Linked DNA regions of Homo sapiens: region 1 is linked to region 2. A link is a loop called in an ENCODE intact Hi-C map of the cell type or tissue named here. Cell type or tissue: mammary epithelial cell. All regions are shown on one strand. Region 1 holds the start of DXO (decapping exoribonuclease). Region 2 holds the start of PPT2 (palmitoyl-protein thioesterase 2).

Region 1 (5,000 bases), 180 kb before region 2:
AAGGCAGGCCTTAACCTCTCCTTCTTTCCTGCAGGGAATAGAACGTGTCCGGGCTGTGGCCAAGCGGATTGGTGAGGTCCAGGTGGCTTGTGGCCTGAACCAGACGGTGGAGGAATTTGTGGGGGAGCTGAATTTTGGGCTGGTTGAGGTTGTATATGAGTGGGCCCGGGGCATGGTGAGTACCTGAGGTTTGGGATTTTGCAGACGGCTGGCTGGGGAGAACCTGCCCAGGCTGAGTGCATCCAGTCCTCACCCTACTTTCCCCACAGCCCTTCTCCGAGTTGGCAGGGCTCTCAGGGACCCCTGAGGGCCTGGTGGTCCGCTGCATTCAGCGCCTGGCTGAGATGTGTCGCTCACTGCGGGGGGCAGCCCGCCTGGTAGGAGAGCCTGTGCTGGGTGCCAAGATGGAGACAGCGGCTACCTTGCTACGGCGGGACATCGTATTTGCGGCCAGCCTCTACACCCAGTGAATGCCCCATGTAAAAACATGATGATAAAACAGCAAAGCACTGTTGTGTGCTTGAGTTGCTGGACAGGGATGACTCAGCTAAGAAGACAGCGAGAGAACCTCTTAGAAATATGCTTTTATTATCTGCACACAGAGATATGACTGCCTCCCTCTAAAGCATTACTATTTGGGAGAGGGAGTCTTGGGGGGTGATGGGAGGTCCTGAGTCATAGCTTCCACATACCATATGGGCAGGAAGGCGTAAGGTGCATCTTGGTGTACAGACACGGTGACTGGGCCGCCAGGCTCCCAAGAGAAGAGATGAACGAGCCTGGGGGGCAGATGGAGGCATCAGTTGAGGGCCAGAGGCTGGATCCTGGGATCCAGAGGGGAGGGACAGAGCTGAATGCCTCACCTGGGGTCATCCTGGACAACCGTGCTCTGGGCAAAGCTAAGGAAGGCGGCACAGAAGTTCATGCACACAGAGGGATTCCAGCCGTCACGGTCATTCTGGAGCAGGCAGAGGAGGAGGCAGAAGATGGGCAGTGGGGGTGGTGGGAGGAGAGAAGGCAGGCTGTTGCCCTGGATGCTAGACCTGTGGTCTTGGTGTTTGGGGATACGGGTGGGAGCTGCAACATCGTTCCCTTACCCTGACATATTCAAACATCTTCATGGTAGGAAAGGTCTTGAGGGAAGAGACAAAACCGTCTGGGTTACGGAAGCCAGCAACAACATTCGGGACCCCTGGGAGGAATGACTGAGCCCACCATTTCAGGAGCTTGTGTCTGACAGGAAAAGCAAGGGATCAGTGGGACCCCTCGTGCACCCTCCATTCTGCCTTCACCCTCCTCCCCAAGTCCCTTTCCCAGCCTTCAAGCCTAAGCTCTCGCCCTGCCCACCCCGATCCTGAACCTGTAGAAACTCCTCCATTGGCCAGGGCTGTGCATCTCCTTGGAGGTCTTGAGCTCCACATAGCAGGTTGGGGGCTGTGTGGATGGGGCTTGGGGGTCTGTGCAGTCTACCTCCCCTGAGAAGAGCAGAGGGTGGCTTCCCAGGCGGCTGCGTAGCACAGAGCAGAAGGCCACGTTGGTGTTAACCTCCCCAGAGGGGTCTGGGGAGCTTCCAGGTTTGTCTGCACAAGGAGAGAAGCAGCAGCAGGCGTGGGGGGCTCTCAACCTCTGGGAAGGGGAAGGGGGCTATGAAGCAGGGGCAACTCACCTGCACACATGTACTGCTCAAATTTGTATCCCATGTACATAAGCTCCCGGAGGAGCGGTGGCCGAGCAAGCCTCTGGGCCCGAGCGTTCGGTGTCTCCACTTCACTCAGGTATAGTGTTCCCTGGAACCGGGAGGCTGCCAGCTGCCAGCCCTCCTGCCGCTCATACGGTGTCGTCAGCAGTTTTGTCAGGTGCCCCCGCCACGTCACTATGGCCTCTGCCAGCCAGCCTGGACCCCTGAGAGGCAGGAGTTACAGGCTGAAGGTCTGACACAAGCATTAGTGAGATGCTCCCCTCGAAGAATAGTCTTGTTTCTTCTAAGGACTGATTCTCACCCCGGCTTTGGCTCTCCTAATTTTAGAGGGTAGGTACGGGTCTCCAGATATACTGCCTACCACGCTTTGCTCACCCCTCCAACCGGCCTCGGTGTTCCAGGAGCCAGCACAGCAGGTGGTCCAGCCTTTCCTGGACCTCCTCGTCCCGGGGCTGGTATCGATCCGGGTATCCGTCTCTGAGGTCAAAGTTGGGGCCTGGACCGTTAGTGGGGGGTGGGCTATAGTAGCGCAGGGCTCGGGCATCTCCATGGTACTGGCGTTGAGCATCCAGGGAGAAGCAGCCCAGTTCCGAAGGGCGCCGGTAGAAAGGAAAGGGCCCAGAGTAGAGGGCAGGGTCTGTGGGCAGAGAAGGTGCTGGACGAGGTAGTTTGTTCCGAGGCTCAGCTACCTCTGTCTTCTCAGCTCCTCTCTTGGTCCCCCTGGGATCCATGAGGTCCTAAGACAAGCAGGGGTACAGAGTTTCCATTCTACAGAGGAGGCCTGGAGAAGGATGACTGGTTTAGGACTAAGCGAGCCACCTGATCGCCAGGCTCTGGCCTTGAAACATTCAGGCCCCTCAGACGCCACCGCGGCCAAGCTCTCATCCTGCCTCTTTCCTTGCCCTTCACCCACCCTCCCTCCAGGTCCTCCAAATGCAGTGAGGTTAGGAAGGACGTCTGCGCTCAGATCAAGAATCCAGTTACCTCAAAGCTCCCCAACTTCCACCTCCGCAGAGCTATGACGTCATGGCAGGCACGCCAGAGGCCGAAGGATGCAAAAGTGGTTTTCTGCTTTCGATGATGCAATCATTCAGCGACAGTGGCGGGCAAACCCCTCCCGGGGCGGGGGAGGTGTGAGCTTCACGAAGGAGGTTGACACCAACGTGGCCACCGGCGCCCCTCCACGCCGCCAACGAGTCCCCGGGCGTGCGTGCCCTTGGAGGGAGCCAATCCGCGGCCGGCGTGGGGCCCGGCCTGGCGGAGGTGATGCTGGTATGTGCGTCGCCACCGCCCCTCCCAGCACTGACGGGCCTGAGGGACGACAAGTTGACGCTCCTTTCGTCATCACCTGGTCTAGGAGGGACGCCCGGGGAGACCGTACGTCACTGCTCTGCGCCGGAAGACCCTATTTTCAGGTTCTCTTCCCTCCATTCCTACCCCTTCCCCGGTACCATAAAATCCCGGGATATGAGCTGGAAGAGGCATCACCTGATCCCGGAGACCTTTGGAGTTAAGAGGCGGCGGAAGCGAGGGCCTGTGGAGTCGGATCCTCTTCGGGGTGAGCCAGGTAACCATGGCAACCCCGGGGGTGGGGCCTCGCTTCCGGTAGCCGAGAGTTTTGTTAGAACCGCGTCCCCGCCCCAGTTCCCTGTCCGTGAGCCGATTTATCTGCCCAGGGTCGGCGCGCGCGGCTGTCTCAGAACTCATGCAGCTGTTCCCGCGAGGCCTGTTTGAGGACGCGCTGCCGCCCATCGTGCTGAGGAGCCAGGTGTACAGCCTTGTGCCTGACAGGACCGTGGCCGACCGGCAGCTGGTGAGGGGCGTCGGTGCGACCGCCGGAAGCCCCTTTCCTAACTCCTGGAATTCCCTGTCACTCAGTCACTCCGCCAGCCGTTCAGCAAGCATTAGGCCTTTCAGGCGAGGGCACTGTGCCAGGCACTGGGGTGCCACAGAGACCCTGTTAAAAGTCCCGCAGGTAGTACAGGGCATTTCAAATCATGGAGGTAGAAGAACGAGGCTTTTGGGGAAACCGAGTCATGGGGCATGGTTCGAACATACAGCGCTGGGAGTGCAGTCAGACGTCAGATCATGACAGGCCTTGTACATCAGTGTTGTTTCCATCTTACACTGAGGCGATGGGCTGGTAGAGAATATCATAGAGAGAGGGAATGGTGTATTGGAGATAGTGGATGAGGCAGGGAGGTCAGCTAAGAAGATACTGCATCTGAGAAGTGGTGAAGGCCTAAATTAGGTCAGTGCAGTAGGGAGGGAGAGGAGAGTGAGGAAGAGGGAGGAGTCCAGGACAACTCAGACTTTCCAGATGACTGCGTGGCTGGTGGTATTAGGAGCACATTTAGTTGTTGGACTACAGATAATGTGTTTAATTTTATACAAGTTGAGTTGATGGTGCATGTGGAGCATCCAAAGACAAAGGTATTAGACAGTTGGATATGAGAGTTGGAGAGAATTCTGGGCCAGTGATAATAGAATTACAAGTCATGGAGGTGTGAATAGCAAGTGGTTAATTCTGTGATGTGGTGAGATCCAGTAGGAAGAGTGGGTAGAGGAGTGATTTCTAACCTTTTTGTAATCTTTAGAAGGTGATAAAAGCTATGGCTATCTCTCTCCAGAAAAATGCACGTTTGCCACATATACATAGGGTGTATGTATAGTTAGGGGGGAAATATTTTACTAATCCTGCGAGGTCCGTGGTTAAGGACTCCAGGTTTAGAGTGGAAGTTAATAGGGTCAAATCCACAATGCTGGGAAACACCATCATTTAAGGCAGTGTTACTGAATATATGAGCTGAGTTATTATGCCTGTGTCAAAATTACGTGGGCTGCTTGTTAAAAAAAATACAGGTTCCTGGGACTCATCCAAGGTTAATGAATTACGCTCTCTTGGGGCGGGATTTGGGACTCTACATTTTTGAACTGCCTCAAGTGCTTTTTAAGTGTGCCTTAAAATTTGAGATCCACTGACATAAAGGGAAAGCAGAAGAAGAGGAATCTGTGACAGAGGCAGAGAGGGACTTGCCTGAGTTAAGAGGAACCCAGAGGCCGGCGCGGTGGCTCACACCTGTAATCCCAGCACTTTGGGAGGCCGAGGTGGGTGGATCTCTTGAGCTCATGAGTTTGATACCAGCATGGGCAACATGACATAACCCCATCTCTACAAAAAATACAAAAATTAGCCAGGCGTGGTGGTACGCGCCTATAGAGCTACTGGGGAGGCTGAGGTGGGAGGATTGCTTGAGCTGGGGAGGCGGAGGTTGCAGTGAGCTGAGATAGCACCGCTGCA
Region 2 (5,000 bases):
GGACTAAGGAGCTGAAGCTCTTTTGGAGGGGGTAGGGGGTATGACTTAACTGCTCATTTCTGGCAGCTCTGTTGGTAATGTGTGCTTGTTCCCCCACTTTCCCTTTGCTTTTGAGGCTGCTTAGAGTCTCTGGGCTGGTCAATGTTCAGATCCATTCCCTAAACCCCCCTACTCCCACCCACCACCTCCCACCAAGACGCATCTCCAGCTCCTGAGTCGACCTGCAGTACAGCGTTATTAGTCTTTTTATTTGCTTATTGCATCTTGGGAGCGCGTGGGTGGGTGAAGGGAGCGAGGATAGGAAGTCTATGGAGATTTACACCAGTTTTTTTTTTTTTTTAAACAAAAACACAGCCAGATAATTATTATTCTTCCCTTACGTCCCCCCAGCCCCCACCTGGGGCAGTCGCTCTCCCGGCTGCGTCCCTTTTCGTCCATGTCCTAGCAGAGACTACAGAGCAGTACAGAGGCTCTCGCTGAAACCAGTCCCAGGCTCCACAGAGTCAGATCACGGCTTCACACCAGTCGTTCTGGTCACTTAGGCGTTCGCGTGAGCGCTCAACCCCTTACCGCCACCTCATCGTCACTCTACACCATTCTGAGCGCAAAAATGTTTTGATTGAGACAAATTTAGACCAAGCAATGACCTTGTAAACAGAGAGAGGGGCTCAGACATGCTGAGAAATCCTTATCTCTAGAGAAACGTCTTTAAATGCTAAGTAAAAGCCCTAGCAAGTAAAAGCCCTGAGGCACTAGGGTGTCGGTTAGGGGTCACAGGCGGAGAGGTGGGGCGCCTGGGGGTTTCGGTAGGGAGCCACCCACAGATAACTCAGACAGCCAGATTCTGGGGGTCGTTCAGGTTGAAAGACTGGTCGAAATTACGCGGGCATGAGTCAGCGCATCCCTACGCGCCCTCCGCCCCTTGAGGGTGGGTCGCTTATAGGGAGGGGAGTAGAGTAGGGCAGGAGAAACTGGGCCAGGCTGCACTTAGCTCAAGGGGCCTCGAGGACTCTCTGCGTCTCTGGAGACAAGGGCACTACACGCACTTCAGAATGAAGAGTTGTAAGTCGCTGACCTGGGGCGGACTGGAGGGTGGGGTGGGGTGGGTGTTGAGGGGCACGCCCGGGCTGGCATCAGCCCTCCAGGCCACCCTGCCACTCACCCAGCACACGGCAAAATGCAGAGGACTACCTTTCCCTGGTCCGCCCCCTGGCCGCCCCTTGGGGAATGCAAACTTCGTGTTCTGCTGCGGAGCCAGACGCCTGTATTGGGAAGTGGGGAGAATCAAGGCGGGGAAATCGGACTTTTGGGTCGCTGGGGGCAACGAAGCCTGGAGAGGCCTTCTTTCCATTCCCAGAATATGTTTGCTGCTTTTTCCTCTCCCCACTGGCCTAAATGGATCGCTCCGCCTGTTTCCTCCCCAGCACCTAGGGCGCAATGGAATATTCCATTGCCCCTCCTGTCCTGGGTCTGTGTTGCGGGGAACGCTCGCGCGGTTGCCAGAGAAAGCCCCGGACGTGACGGATTTGCGCGACCCCAAGCAGCCCGCCCTTCCCCCTCCCATCCGTCATTCCCCTGCGCTCTCTTTCCTCACCCTTCCCCCCGCCACCGTGGGTTCCAGACTTGGGATAAGTAAACAGCGGGTGGAGCGAGGCCTACGGACCCAGGCCAGGTGGGAGTCTGCACTCTTCAAGGGGCCTGGGCTGCTGCTCACGGGTATTAAAGAACTCCGCGTTGTTCATGGCTGAGGCGATGCATTAGGAAGATCCTGGACCTAGAGAACAAGTCCCCCGAACGCTGAGTTGGAGGCGGGACTTCGGGTGCGCGTTGGTGCGTCAACGTGGTGGGGGGGTGTGTTTGTAGGGAGAGGGCTGGAGTAAGTTAAAAGTAGGCTATTTTGTGACACGGACCTGGTGTGGGAGCGAGAGGAGGTGGCTTGATTGCCGGGCGTCTGTTCCGAGGGAGGAGGGTGTTGCCATCTCCCTCACATGCCCTTATCACCCCTTTCTCAGGCGGGAGCATGCTGGGGCTCTGCGGGCAGCGGCTCCCCGCGGCGTGGGTCCTGCTTCTGTTGCCTTTCCTGCCGCTGCTGCTGCTTGCAGCCCCCGCGCCCCACCGCGCGTCCTACAAGCCGGTCATCGTGGTGCATGGGCTCTTCGACAGCTCGTACAGCTTCCGCCACCTGCTGGAATACATCAATGAGGTCTGGCAGGGGACACCTGGGTGCAGGGCGTTAGAGGCGTCTACTGTGGCAGGGGAGGGAGAGCGGGGAACTGAAAGCCACCCCTCTGGGCCTGCCCAGTTCCTCAGGGAGCTGGTGCTGGCGTGGGGGAGAGTTGGGGGACGGGATCCCTGGTTCTAGCAGGGTACAATAGACCTGTGGACGCGGGCCAGGGGGTGGCGTGTGGGAGCTTCTTAGCCTATCCCCGGTGGCTGCATTGCCCCCTTCCCACAGACACACCCCGGGACTGTGGTGACAGTGCTCGATCTCTTCGATGGGAGAGAGAGCTTGCGACCCCTGTGGGAACAGGTGCAAGGGTTCCGAGAGGCTGTGGTCCCCATCATGGCAAAGGCCCCTCAAGGGGTGCATCTCATCTGCTACTCGCAGGGTAGGCGACTCCCCTGCCCCTAACTCCTAAGCCCTATCTGAGGCTTGATCCTTATCTGAGGGACACTTCCTAGCGTCCCTTTTTCTGAACCACATTGCTCCAGGCACAACCCTGGTACCTGAGCCCTTCCTTTCTGACTTCCCTCAGCACCTGGGTCTCATCTCTGTCTTGAATGGGAGGGAGGCTCCCTACACTGCTGCCCTTTTGCTTCCTGTTACCCATGGTTCTTGGACATAAGGGCTAATGGGGCAGGTAAAAACATCCTAGAACTAGAGGCAGGAGGCCCAGCATCTAATTCGGGCTCAGTCACTTATATGATGTGTGACCTTTTGGCACAGGGTGTGCCTGCCTTCTGTAAGCCTCAGTCTCCTTTGTGTACAGTGTGTGTCTGTGTGTGTCTCTGTGTGTGTGTGTGTGTGTGTGTGTGTGTGTGTGGTGGGGGTGGGGGGTGCTGCTGGCTTTGCTGTCCTTAAGTGCCTGCCCAATGTGGTGTTCTGCTTACAGGGGGCCTTGTGTGCCGGGCTCTGCTTTCTGTCATGGATGATCACAACGTGGATTCTTTCATCTCCCTCTCCTCTCCACAGATGGGACAGTATGGAGGTGAGTGGGCACTAGACTCCATAGAATGCCCTGAGTTTTGGGGGAACAGAGGTTTATGGTCACTTAGCATTGCCATTCGCTTGCCAGACACGGACTACTTGAAGTGGCTGTTCCCCACCTCCATGCGGTCTAACCTCTATCGGATCTGCTATAGCCCCTGGGGCCAGGAATTCTCCATCTGCAACTACTGGCATGGTGAGTGGGGATGCTGAACTGGGGCTTCCATGGATCAGGTCAGTTGCTTCCACCTCTGCTACAACCAATAGCAGTGATGACAATAAAGATAACTTACATTTATTGAGTTATTTGAACAGGCTCTGTTCAGAATTTTTTTTTTTTTTGAGACGGAGTCTTGTTCTGTTGCCCAGGCTGGAGTGCAGTGCACCATCTTGGCTCACTGCAACCTCCGCCTCCCAGGTTCAAGTGATCCTCCTGCCTCAGTCCCCCTAGTAGCTGGGATTACAGGCAGGCGCCATCATGCCCGGCTAAGTTTTGTATTTTAAGTAGAGATGGAGTTTCGCCATGTTGGCCAGGCTGGTCTCGAACTCCTGACCTCAGGTGATCCACTCGCCTCGGCCTCCCAAAGTGCTGGGATTACAGGTGTGAACCATTGCACCTGGCCCAGAATGTTTTAAGTGTGTCACCTTATTGCCTTAGAAGGTTTAGTCTGATGTGGGAGTCAGCAAACCTTGTCTATAAAGGGCCAGAGAGTAAATATTTTTGACTTTGTAGGACATATAGTCTGTTTCACAACTCCTCAATTCTGCTGTTGTAGTGTGAAAGCAGCCATGTACCATATGTGAATGAATGTGCCTGTGTTCCAGTAAAACTTCATTTACAAAAACAAGTAGCAGGCTGGATTTGGTCCTTTGGTCACAGTTTGCCAACCTCTAGACCAGACCATGGGGCCAGAATACTTGGGTTTGAATCTTGACCCTATTGGGTGCCTTTGGGCAAGTTACTTAACCATTCTGTTACTCAGTTTTCCTTATCTGTAAAATATTATAGCATGTACTTCACCAGGTGGTTGTAAGGATTAAATAAATAAATGAATGCAATGTACTTTGAATAGTACCTGGCTCATATAGTAGATACTAGATAGAAGTACTTGCTATTGCCAGGTGTGGTGGCTCACACCTGTAATCCCAATATCTTGGCAGGGGGAGGTGGGCGCATCACCTGAGGTCGGGTTCGAGACCAGCCTGGCCAACATGGTGAAACCCCATCTCTACTAAAAATACAAAAAAAATTTAGCTGAATGTGGGCACACGCTTGTAATCCCAGCTACTCAGGATGCTGAGTCAGGAGAATTGCTTGAACCCGGGAGGCAGATGTTGCAGTGAGCGGAGATCCTGCCACTGCACTTCAGCCTGGGTGACGGAGTGAGATTTCATCTAAAAAAAAAAAAGTACTTGTTACTATGTTTACGGTTGTTATCACTACTATTATTATTTTGAGATGGAGTCTCACTGTGTCTCCCAGGATGGAGTGCAGTGGTGCAGTCTCGGCTCACTGTAACCTCCACCTCCTGGGTTCAAGTGATTCCAGCGCCCCGAGTAACTGGGATTACAGGCATGCACCACCACGCCTGGCTAACTTTTGTATTTTTAGTAGAGACAGGGTTTCGCCATGTTAGCCAGGCTGGTCTCAAACTCCCGACTTCAAGTGATCCACCTGCCTCTACCTCCCAAAGTGCTGGGATTACAGGTGTGAGCCACCGCACCTGGCCTACATTATCACTACTATTTTATTACTATCCACCTTGACTATTGCTGCAGCTTCCTTATTGGG

Evidence for each region. Peaks named below come from ENCODE experiments on the same cell type or tissue, not always from the same donor. Only the 100,000 strongest peaks of a DNase experiment are listed, where the experiment ranks them.
Region 1: a loop joins it to region 2, with 3 times the contacts of the local background. A loop is called at or near these places in 6 of 110 quality-filtered maps.

Annotation. Positions count from the first base shown.
Region 1 is chr6:31,969,246-31,974,245 of GRCh38, forward strand. It overlaps SKIC2 (SKI2 subunit of superkiller complex), which reads left to right. Exons shown (of 28, transcript NM_006929.5): 27 at 35-175; 28 at 270-506. The coding sequence ends at 470. DXO (decapping exoribonuclease) reads right to left here and starts at 2,893. Exons shown (of 7, transcript NM_005510.4): 1 at 2,684-2,893; 2 at 2,075-2,436; 3 at 1,667-1,902; 4 at 1,361-1,580; 5 at 1,098-1,233; 6 at 864-958; 7 at 570-779. The coding sequence starts at 2,430. The coding sequence ends at 632. WHR1 (winged helix repair factor 1) reads left to right here and starts at 3,118. Exons shown (of 7, transcript NM_004197.2): 1 at 3,118-3,266; 2 at 3,376-3,512. The coding sequence starts at 3,167. RefSeq lists an enhancer at 2,680-3,390. In mammary epithelial cell, no CTCF peak of the experiment used is centred here; a DNase peak (open chromatin) is centred at 2,926; H3K4me3 peaks cover 2,845 bases; H3K27ac peaks cover 2,908 bases.
Region 2 is chr6:32,152,575-32,157,574 of GRCh38, forward strand. It overlaps PPT2 (palmitoyl-protein thioesterase 2), which reads left to right and starts at 1,567. Exons shown (of 9, transcript NM_005155.7): 1 at 1,567-1,830; 2 at 2,013-2,203; 3 at 2,456-2,609; 4 at 3,114-3,209; 5 at 3,297-3,404. The coding sequence starts at 2,021. It overlaps PPT2-EGFL8 (PPT2-EGFL8 readthrough (NMD candidate)), which reads left to right and starts at 1,425. Exons shown (of 16, transcript NR_037861.1): 1 at 1,425-1,830; 2 at 2,013-2,203; 3 at 2,456-2,609; 4 at 3,114-3,209; 5 at 3,297-3,404. LOC100507547 (a long non-coding RNA gene) reads right to left here and starts at 1,791. Exons shown (of 3, transcript NR_037172.1): 1 at 1,715-1,791; 2 at 1,163-1,262; 3 at 228-598. It also overlaps a transcript of PRRT1 not described here. In mammary epithelial cell, CTCF peaks have their summits at 1,220 and 2,194 (motif pointing left); a DNase peak (open chromatin) is centred at 1,457; H3K4me3 peaks cover 2,337 bases; H3K27ac peaks cover 2,400 bases.